Regions from separate parts of the Homo sapiens genome. Here all the other regions are linked to region 3. The links are chromatin contacts, found by Hi-C or POLR2A ChIA-PET in ENCODE. All regions are on one chromosome and are shown on one strand. Each heading gives the region's core, a stretch centred on a gene start or an enhancer-like site at or near the end of the contact. The rest is flanking DNA. Distances are from core to core; before and after follow the strand shown. Region 1 overlaps JAK1 (Janus kinase 1). Region 2 overlaps JAK1 (Janus kinase 1). Region 3 has its middle 16 kb from the start of MIR3671.

Region 1 (2,700 bases), core at 162-2,661, 160 kb after region 3:
AAGTAGTAGGAGTGTGGGGTCAGCGAATTAGTTTGTAGCCCATTGGTATTGGGCAAGAAGAAGAAAGAATGTGTAGGGCTTTCCCTCATTTCTTTCCTCCTTTCTGGCCTTGCCCAAGGCTAAGTTGCTGAGGTTGGTTCTTTGGCCCTAGGTGCTCTCCCTTTGGAGGGTGCTTATGTGAATTACTTACTTACGCACTTTTCACCAGGGTTTTCTAACTGTTCCAAAGTAAGGCCTCCTCCTGCCCTCCTGGTGCTGCGTCAAAGTCCTGCCGCTCCTCCTGGGGTGGTAGGAACCAGGCTCCATTCATTAATTGTTATGGCCCTTCCATGTGACTTATGAACATGAATTGGTCATCATTTTGTGTGCAGTGTCTCAGGTGGGGATGTGAAGAGAGATAAGATACGGTTCATGCCCTCACCATGCTTGCTTTTTAGTGGGAGATGGACATGAAATTAAAATGCTGATTCTTGCCATAAGTCTGTTCAAAGCTTATGTGATTCCAGTAGAAACAGCAGCAGAATTTGTAACTAATAATCAGTCCTTTAACATTGTTGGTTCCAGAATGGGCTACATTTTTCAATTACAACTTGGGTGCAAATGGAGAAAATAAATTCAGGCCATGTCTAAAATTATTCTGATTTTTGAAAATATGGTCTGACCATATTTTCAAAAATACATAATTAATAAATTACAATTCATTAATTAGTATGCATAATTATTTTCCATGGTTTCATCTCTTATGAGATCTGACATGTTTGGTTTCCAGGAAGGGAAGGGGCAGGGGAGAGGTACGTATCCAATACCAACACCAAATGTTTCTGCTTTTTTACCTTCAGAACACTCCCTTTTGCCATAAGAACTTTTAGCACATAGAGTGACCACATAGTCTTGTTTTCCTTCCACAACAGTATCTAAATATAAAAGAGGACTGCAATGCCATGGCTTTCTGTGCTAAAATGAGGAGCTCCAAGAAGACTGAGGTGAACCTGGAGGCCCCTGAGCCAGGGGTGGAAGTGATCTTCTATCTGTCGGACAGGGAGCCCCTCCGGCTGGGCAGTGGAGAGTACACAGCAGAGGAACTGTGCATCAGGGCTGCACAGGCATGCCGTGAGTACTGGCAGCTGCCCAGGGCTGGGGGTTTCACCAACACACTAGTTCAGAAGATCTGGGGGTCTCTGCCCCTTGTAGCGCTGCTGGGCAGAAAGAGTTGTGGACTCTGGAGTCAGGTTCCTCCCTGCCTCTGCCACTGCCACTTGCACGTGACCTTAGGCCAGTGATTCTAATTCTGAGGGTTTCGCTTTTCACTTTCTTCATCTGCAGAGTGGCTTCTTTCTGCTCCGTCACTAATGAACTATAAGATACCAGGGGATGACGCTTGACTTCTGTGGATCCAGGCTCAGTTCTCATTTCCCCACATCTGTACAATTGGAATAATATCAGCACTAGATGAGGTGCTACGTAAAACACCTGGGACTAAGTCCCTGCTCAGCAAGTAGCGTATCTCAATATCTTAATAATTATTCGAAACTTCTCCTAAAAAGTTTGACCCCTCCTTCTGCTGCCGTGACTGCCCTCCCATGCGTGGTGCTGAGTTGAAGTGAGAAGCTGAGTGTTGCTTTGTGGCTTAGTCAAGTTCCCAAGTTGTGAAAAGGACGAGGCTCTCAACAACACAAGCTTTTTTTTCTCCTTTCAAGTGAGAGTTGTCTTAAAGTTAGCCTGTTGCCCTCAGAAGGTGGGAAACCAAAGTCCCTTTCATCCTTTGAACTTGAGGACATTGGCAGTTTTTGCTTGCCTGATTTTAAATGACAAGTTAAATCATAGAAATTAAGTTAAATCACAGATCTAATCCACTTGGATTGTGATGATGGTTGTACAACTGAGTAAATACACTAGAATCTGTTGAATTGTACACTTAAAAATTGGTGAATTTTATAATATGTAAATTATATCTCAAAGCTGTTTTAAAAAGGTTCTATCAACTCGTTTTATGATGATGAAGTAGCCATTTATGATGCCGTACAGCCTGATCCCTACTTTACTTATCCCACCTTTAACCCTCAGAACAACTCTGAGGGGATAGGTTGGTTATTTTAAGAATTGCTTATCTTGTTAGTAGTACAGCTTGTTTAGAAAACCTACCTTCTTTCTGATATTTGTCTTTCTGCCTAAAATCTTCACACACCAGAGTTTCAGGAAAAGGGGAGAGGCTTATGGTATGGGGAAGAGCGTAGTAGGCTCTTACTGACTAAACCTGACACAGAATAAAATGGGCTGAGGTGTATAGATTATTAGTGGGAAAAATCCAGTAATATTGTCAAGTTATTTTGACTAGGCCGCAATGTGTACAAATAACCATCTTTAGACAGCAGCTTTAAGTGTGTTTGTAATTATCAGAACACCTAGATGTAAATCAGTGGTTCTAAAGTTTTTTTTAAGGCTTTGTTTTTTTGTTTTCTCCCTTTCCCCTTGAGATTTGGTTTATATTGTTTATTCTCTTCGCCAAGCTTCTTGCCATCAGCACAGCAGGTATAAACCTCACTCAGTTTGTAAGCAAAGGTCATTGTTGCAGAGTCATTGGGCTGCTGTTAATGAGGGACCAAGGAGCTGCTGGGAAAGAGATGAGAGGAGAGAGCCTGTGAGTCTGAGGATGGACACAGTCGCTGGACCTCCTATAACTCTGGGCTTAGGGTCAGCCAG
Region 2 (2,700 bases), core at 138-2,637, 200 kb after region 3:
AGAAGTTTGTAGGTGGTTCCTTTGGTTTCTTCCATGTGCCCCTCTTGTTTACAGAAAGAGAGATTCTATGAAAGCCGGTGCAGGCCAGTGACACCATCATGTAAGGAGCTGGCTGACCTCATGACCCGCTGCATGAACTATGACCCCAATCAGAGGCCTTTCTTCCGAGCCATCATGAGAGACATTAATAAGCTTGAAGAGCAGAGTAAGACCTGCCATGTGCTGCTTTAACCCAGCTTGGGGAGAAACAGGAGCCTGGGTGGCAATCCCTGGCAATCGACTGCCTTTCACTCTGTTTTCTTTTCTCTTCTGTTAGATCCAGATATTGTTTCAGAAAAAAAACCAGCAACTGAAGTGGACCCCACACATTTTGAAAAGCGCTTCCTAAAGAGGATCCGTGACTTGGGAGAGGTAAGTTACACCCGTGCTGCTTGCTGCTGATGGCAGAGCCCTCCGCCATCCACAGCGCCACTCTCTGCACGTACAGCTGCTCTCCATTCTTTTTCATTCTGGGGCCAGGTCCATGAGCGAAAGCACCTTACTGCATTTGGGGGCCACTTTCATCACAAGGGATTGTGTCTTTCTCCATGTGACACACGGCACGGACGGAATGCACGTCCCTGCCTGCATGCACGACTGTGTATGCACACGGGACTCTGGGCAGCTCCCTTGAGAGACTTGAGTTTTCTCTACAGGACAGAAGAGAATGGAAAGAGGGAGAGATGGGGGAGTAGGTATAGATATGGTGGAATAGGAAAATCCTTGCCTCTGACTTTCCCGGGCATATATATCCTGTAAGCTTCTCTCTTTTTCTTTTGCCCCCGAGAGACAGGGTCTCGCTCTGTGTCCCAGGCTGGAGTGAGTGGTGTGATCATAGCTCACTGCAGCCTCAACTTCCCAGGCTCAAGCAATCTTCCTGCCTCAGCCTCCTGAGTAGCTGGAACTACAGGCACACGCCCCCATGCTGGCTAATATTTTTTATTTTTTATTGTAGAAATGGGGTCTTGCTATGTTGACTAGGCTGCTCTCAGACTCCTGGCCTCAAGCAAGGAGGCCTCCCAAAGTGCTGGGATTATAGGCATAAGCCACCATACCCAGCCCTGTAAGGCTCTTTAGAGCAGGGATAGGTTTATTGCACAGAATCCCAAAATAGAGTGTCAGCGTTTCTTTGGACCTTAAATGGGAGTTTCCAAACAGTTAATTGTGACTAGAGAAGCTACTGAGATTTGTGTCTTTATACAGATTTTCTGTAGTCTGGTTAATGAAACAGACTTGATACATCTCCAGGATCTGCTGTGTGCCAGCCACTGTGCCAGGCATTGTCAGAAGCATGGCATCCTTAGTTCCCCCCACCGTCCCCGAGGCCAGTTTCTGTATGCAGCGAGTGCATCAGGAGCCAGCTCCGATTTGGGGACTTGGCCACCACTGTCGCTGTCAGGTGGCTTGGCTGGAACCTGATCTCACGTCTTCTAAAGACTCCTCATGCATTTGCTCTTTTCAGCCATGCTGTGGGGCCTGTCCTGTAACGTGAGCCCAGGGCTTTTAGAGAACGGCAGTTGTCCTGCAGGCCCAGAAATAACCTTCATTTCCTGTGGTCATAGAAATTGGGATTGATGAGTTGGTTCATCGTCACCTGCTACTTTGTCTTGGCTCAGTAACTGAGGGGACAGTTTGTGAGGCCAAGAGAGCGAGGGGGCTGTAGTGAGCAAGTACAGTCCAGGTGAGAGGCTTCTGCCTGCAAGGCCAGACAGCGAGAACCCCTGGCCCTCAGGGGAACGGCTGTGAGGAGCAAGACTTCTGTGTGTTCCGTGGCCTACGATGGGGCTTCCCTGATAACAGCACATGCATCTTTCCCTCCAGGGCCACTTTGGGAAGGTTGAGCTCTGCAGGTATGACCCCGAAGGGGACAATACAGGGGAGCAGGTGGCTGTTAAATCTCTGAAGCCTGAGAGTGGAGGTAACCACATAGCTGATCTGAAAAAGGAAATCGAGATCTTAAGGAACCTCTATCATGAGAACATTGTGAAGTACAAAGGAATCTGCACAGAAGACGGTATGTTATGCAAGGCTGGGGTCCGGTTTAAAGATTTGGTGACTGTCTAGGGTCATAAAGGCCAGTGCAAAACAGGCACTCCGTGGCCTTACCTGGGCGTCTGACATGCTAGCTGGTGGTTCCCACACACTCTCAAGGCTTCCAAGTCATATGTCAAATCCCTCAGCAGCTGCAGGGCTCCTGAGGAGGCCACCCAGGCCCCTCCATCCAGGGGCTGGTTCCAGCACTGTCTCTCCACGTCACTTGCACTTATGCCTTATGAAACTGATTCCTACTCTACCTCCACCCACTTCCTGTTCTGATCCAATACTAGCCAGGGTATTTCATTTTCTAGTTGTCTAAATCAAAGTGGCAAGTAATATTTACTAATAATTGTATCTTATTTGCAAGCCAGCATCTACTCATGGTAGTGAAATTGACAGCTGATGATAATTTTTTTTTTTTTTTTTTTTTTTTTGAGACGGAGTCTCGCTCTGTGGCCCAGGCTGGACTGCAGTGGCGCAATCTCGGCTCACTGCAAGCTCCGCCTCCCGGGTTCACGCCATTCTCCTGCCTCAGCCTCCCGAGTAGCTGGGACTACAGGCGCCCGCCATCACGCCCGGCTAATTTTTTTGTATTTTTAGTAGAGACGGGGTTTCACCGTGTTA
Region 3 (2,700 bases), core at 198-2,697:
TGCAGAAAGGATCTGATTGGGTTGGTTTGTCATTTCCAACATAGAGAACCTGTAATGGGCCCACACCAAACTCCTTGAAAGGTGTTTTCCTCTCTGTGGTTCTCTTGCAGAAGCACTAGGAGAATCTTTACACTTCTCTCTCTGGCCATCAGTCAGAACAAACTGAAGCCGGAGCTTGCCTTGGAGGTGATGCCCATGCGATAGAGGTGTTCTGGCTGAGGCTGATGACCACCTAGCAGATAGGGACTAAAAGCAGAAAAGCAGAGAGTTGAACTCATCCTCAGTTTAGTTCTCTGTAGACCAAGAACAGAAGTTATTTTATCAAACATAGTAAAAAATGAAAAGTCCCCGTTGAGTCAGTGCTCTCAGAAGAGGACTCTGGATTTGACAGGTACCTAGTACTTACTGGACCCGCATCAAAGACAGCTATTCCATAAGGTTGTTATAAGGAGAAAATTCAGTGGCCAGGACAACCTTCGGCCAACTCTAAAGCCCTATATGAAACACCAGTTATTTCACCAAGTCACCTGATGTAACATGAATTCAGTCTTCTCTATGCTTTTTGTGTATGAGCAACTGTAAAAAGAAATTTCTGGGGTGTGTTTGTGTGTGTGTGTGTGTGTGTGTGTGTGTGTTAAATAAGAGTGCCTGGTTTTTCATAACTAAGACTAAGAAAATGAAAAGTATATACAGTTGTCCTTCAGTATCTGAGGGAGATTGGTTCAGGATTCCCTCAGGTAGCAAAATCTATGGAAGCTGAAGTTCCTGATAATAAACGGGATAATATTTGCATTTACCCCATGCACATCCTCTCGTATACTTTCAATCATCTCTAGACTGCCTCTAATACCTAATACAATGTAAATGCTATGTAAATAGTTGTTATACTGTACTGCTTTAAAATTCGTTATTTTTTATTCTTATAGTGTTTTCTGTTTTGAGGGTTTTTTTGTTTTGTTTTTCTTTTCCAGATTTTTTTGTTTTGTTTTGTTTTGTTTTGAGACAGAGTTTTGCTCTTCTTGCCCAGGCTGGAGTGCAGTGGTGAGATCTCTGCTCACTGCAACCTCCGCCTCCTGGATTCAAGTGATTCTCCTGCCTCAGCCTCCCAAGTAGTAGCTGCGATTATAGGCATCTGCCAACATGCCTGGCTAATTTTTTGTATTTTTGCTAGAGACGGGGTTTTACCATGTTGGCCAGGCTGGTCTAGAACTCCTGAACTCAGGTGATCCACCCACCTTGGCCTCCCAAAGTGCTGGGATTACAGGCGTGAGCCACCGTGCCCAGCCCAGATATTTTTGATCCATGGCTGGTTGAATCTTCAGATGGGAGGACCAACTGTATGTATATATAGTATAAGTATTTGCTTGTGTTTCTGAAAGGAGACAGTAGAGTTCAGTACAGAGCTGGAAACTAGCGCCCCATGGTTCCTGTGAAATGTCTGTGTACAGGAACATACAGAATCAGATGATCGCTTCTGTGTTTGCTATGATAAGGGTTACACAGAGGCCATCAGGTAGGAGACGACACAGAGAGCACAGGTTGGAGCACAGGTGGGTCGCTAGGCATATCCAGGGTCCTGGGCTGATACAGTATCTAAAACAGAAAACATCCAGTGCTTACGGGGTACTGGCTCTTTCCTCAGACTCCACATTTGAGATGCAGAGGAACTAAAACTCCATCTTTGTGTATGTAGCAAGTTTTCCCCTTTCAGCTTTGAAAATGAAAGTTTGTTTTAGGTCAGGTTCAGCCTGGGGAAATGAGAAAATCACCCACTGGGATGAGCCCTTCCCCCTTCAACACTGTAAATAGCTTTTTCCACTTGGCGCGGTCTCCTCGCCACGGTAATAAGGAGCTCTTGCTGGCTGCTCCGACCCGTGCGACAGCCAGGCCTTCAGGAGGTCTGGTGTCCCTGCACTTTGTGGTCTCTGAGCAGTCCAGCTCTGCCTGCCATCAGTTTGGGCACTTGACATTTCAGGAAATCCTGAGCCCAGATTGCAGGCCCTCTTTTTCCGTGATGATACCCACTACATTGAAATGATGGATCTGTGATAGCAACAGGAGCGATGATATACATCTTTGTATATCCCTGCCCTCCCCAGACCCCAAGTCCTATATAAAAACTTCACTTCCTGGGCTTCCTTTACCCCACCCCAATATTTGCCATGTTTTCTTGTGTTTCATGATTTTTCTGTCAGCTCCTCTGAAATGTGAGGTCCTTCAAAGCAGGACTATGTTTTTTTTCGTGGTATCCCTTGCCCCTCGCAAAATGCCTAGGACATAATAGGTGTTCTATAAATGTTTGTTGAATGAATACAGAAAAACCAGAGCGCCACTATGGGTAGGTGAGTGGGATGGGGAAGGCCCTGAAATCCAGAGCACAGGGGGACCTGGGCATGTGTGTGTATGTGAGGGCTGAGTAGGGAGATTGTTGTGGACAGAATAATGGTCCGTAGAATAAAGGTCCACATTCTGATCCCTGGAACCTGAGAACACGTTATGTTAAATGCCAGAGGGAATTCTGGTTGCAGATGGAATGAAGGTTGCTCATCCCGATTGTAAGGTCGAGAGATTACTATGGATTACCCAGGTGGGTCAGGGTAATCACAGGGTTCTTACAAGTGGGAAGCAGGAGAGTCGGAGAAGATGTGATGACAGAAGCACAGGCTGGAGTGAAGTGGCCTCGAGCCACAGAAGGCAGGT

What was found. Hi-C counts contacts between places; a loop is a spot of excess contacts on that map. ChIA-PET counts read pairs that join two places held with the same protein, here RNA polymerase II (POLR2A). Pooled maps may share reads with other maps.
Region 1: a pooled map shows a loop between it and region 3 (7-fold over the local background). The contact joins two enhancer-like sites. A Hi-C loop is called at or near these places in 1 of 168 maps with a recorded cell type or tissue (Panc1), 2 of 37 single-sample maps with no recorded cell type and 11 of 50 pooled maps. POLR2A ChIA-PET finds 5 or more read pairs at or near these places in 4 of 52 experiments (CD4-positive, alpha-beta T cell, CD8-positive, alpha-beta T cell, activated naive CD4-positive, alpha-beta T cell and 1 more).
Region 2: a pooled map shows a loop between it and region 3 (3-fold over the local background). The contact joins two enhancer-like sites. A Hi-C loop is called at or near these places in 3 of 168 maps with a recorded cell type or tissue (A673, CD4-positive, alpha-beta T cell and GM12878), 4 of 37 single-sample maps with no recorded cell type and 4 of 50 pooled maps. POLR2A ChIA-PET finds 5 or more read pairs at or near these places in 1 of 52 experiments (T-cell).

Annotation. Positions count from the first base shown.
Region 1 is chr1:64,881,687-64,884,386 of GRCh38, reverse strand. It overlaps JAK1 (Janus kinase 1), which reads left to right. Exons shown (of 25, transcript NM_002227.4): 3 at 912-1,110. Among named protein-coding and RNA genes, the nearest start is that of JAK1, 84 kb to the left of the region's middle. RefSeq lists enhancers at 963-1,132, 1,453-1,632. Within about 2 kb of position 1,411, at least 3 of the 41 ENCODE cell types and tissues checked have a DNase peak (open chromatin) inside an H3K27ac peak, as active enhancers do.
Region 2 is chr1:64,838,956-64,841,655 of GRCh38, reverse strand. JAK1 (Janus kinase 1) reads left to right here. Exons shown (of 25, transcript NM_002227.4): 18 at 55-205; 19 at 317-411; 20 at 1,861-2,053. Among named protein-coding and RNA genes, the nearest start is that of RAVER2, 95 kb to the right of the region's middle. Within about 2 kb of position 1,387, at least 3 of the 41 ENCODE cell types and tissues checked have a DNase peak (open chromatin) inside an H3K27ac peak, as active enhancers do.
Region 3 is chr1:65,040,343-65,043,042 of GRCh38, reverse strand. It overlaps a transcript of JAK1 not described here. Among named protein-coding and RNA genes, the nearest start is that of MIR3671, 16 kb to the left of the region's middle. Within about 2 kb of position 1,447, at least 9 of the 41 ENCODE cell types and tissues checked have a DNase peak (open chromatin) inside an H3K27ac peak, as active enhancers do.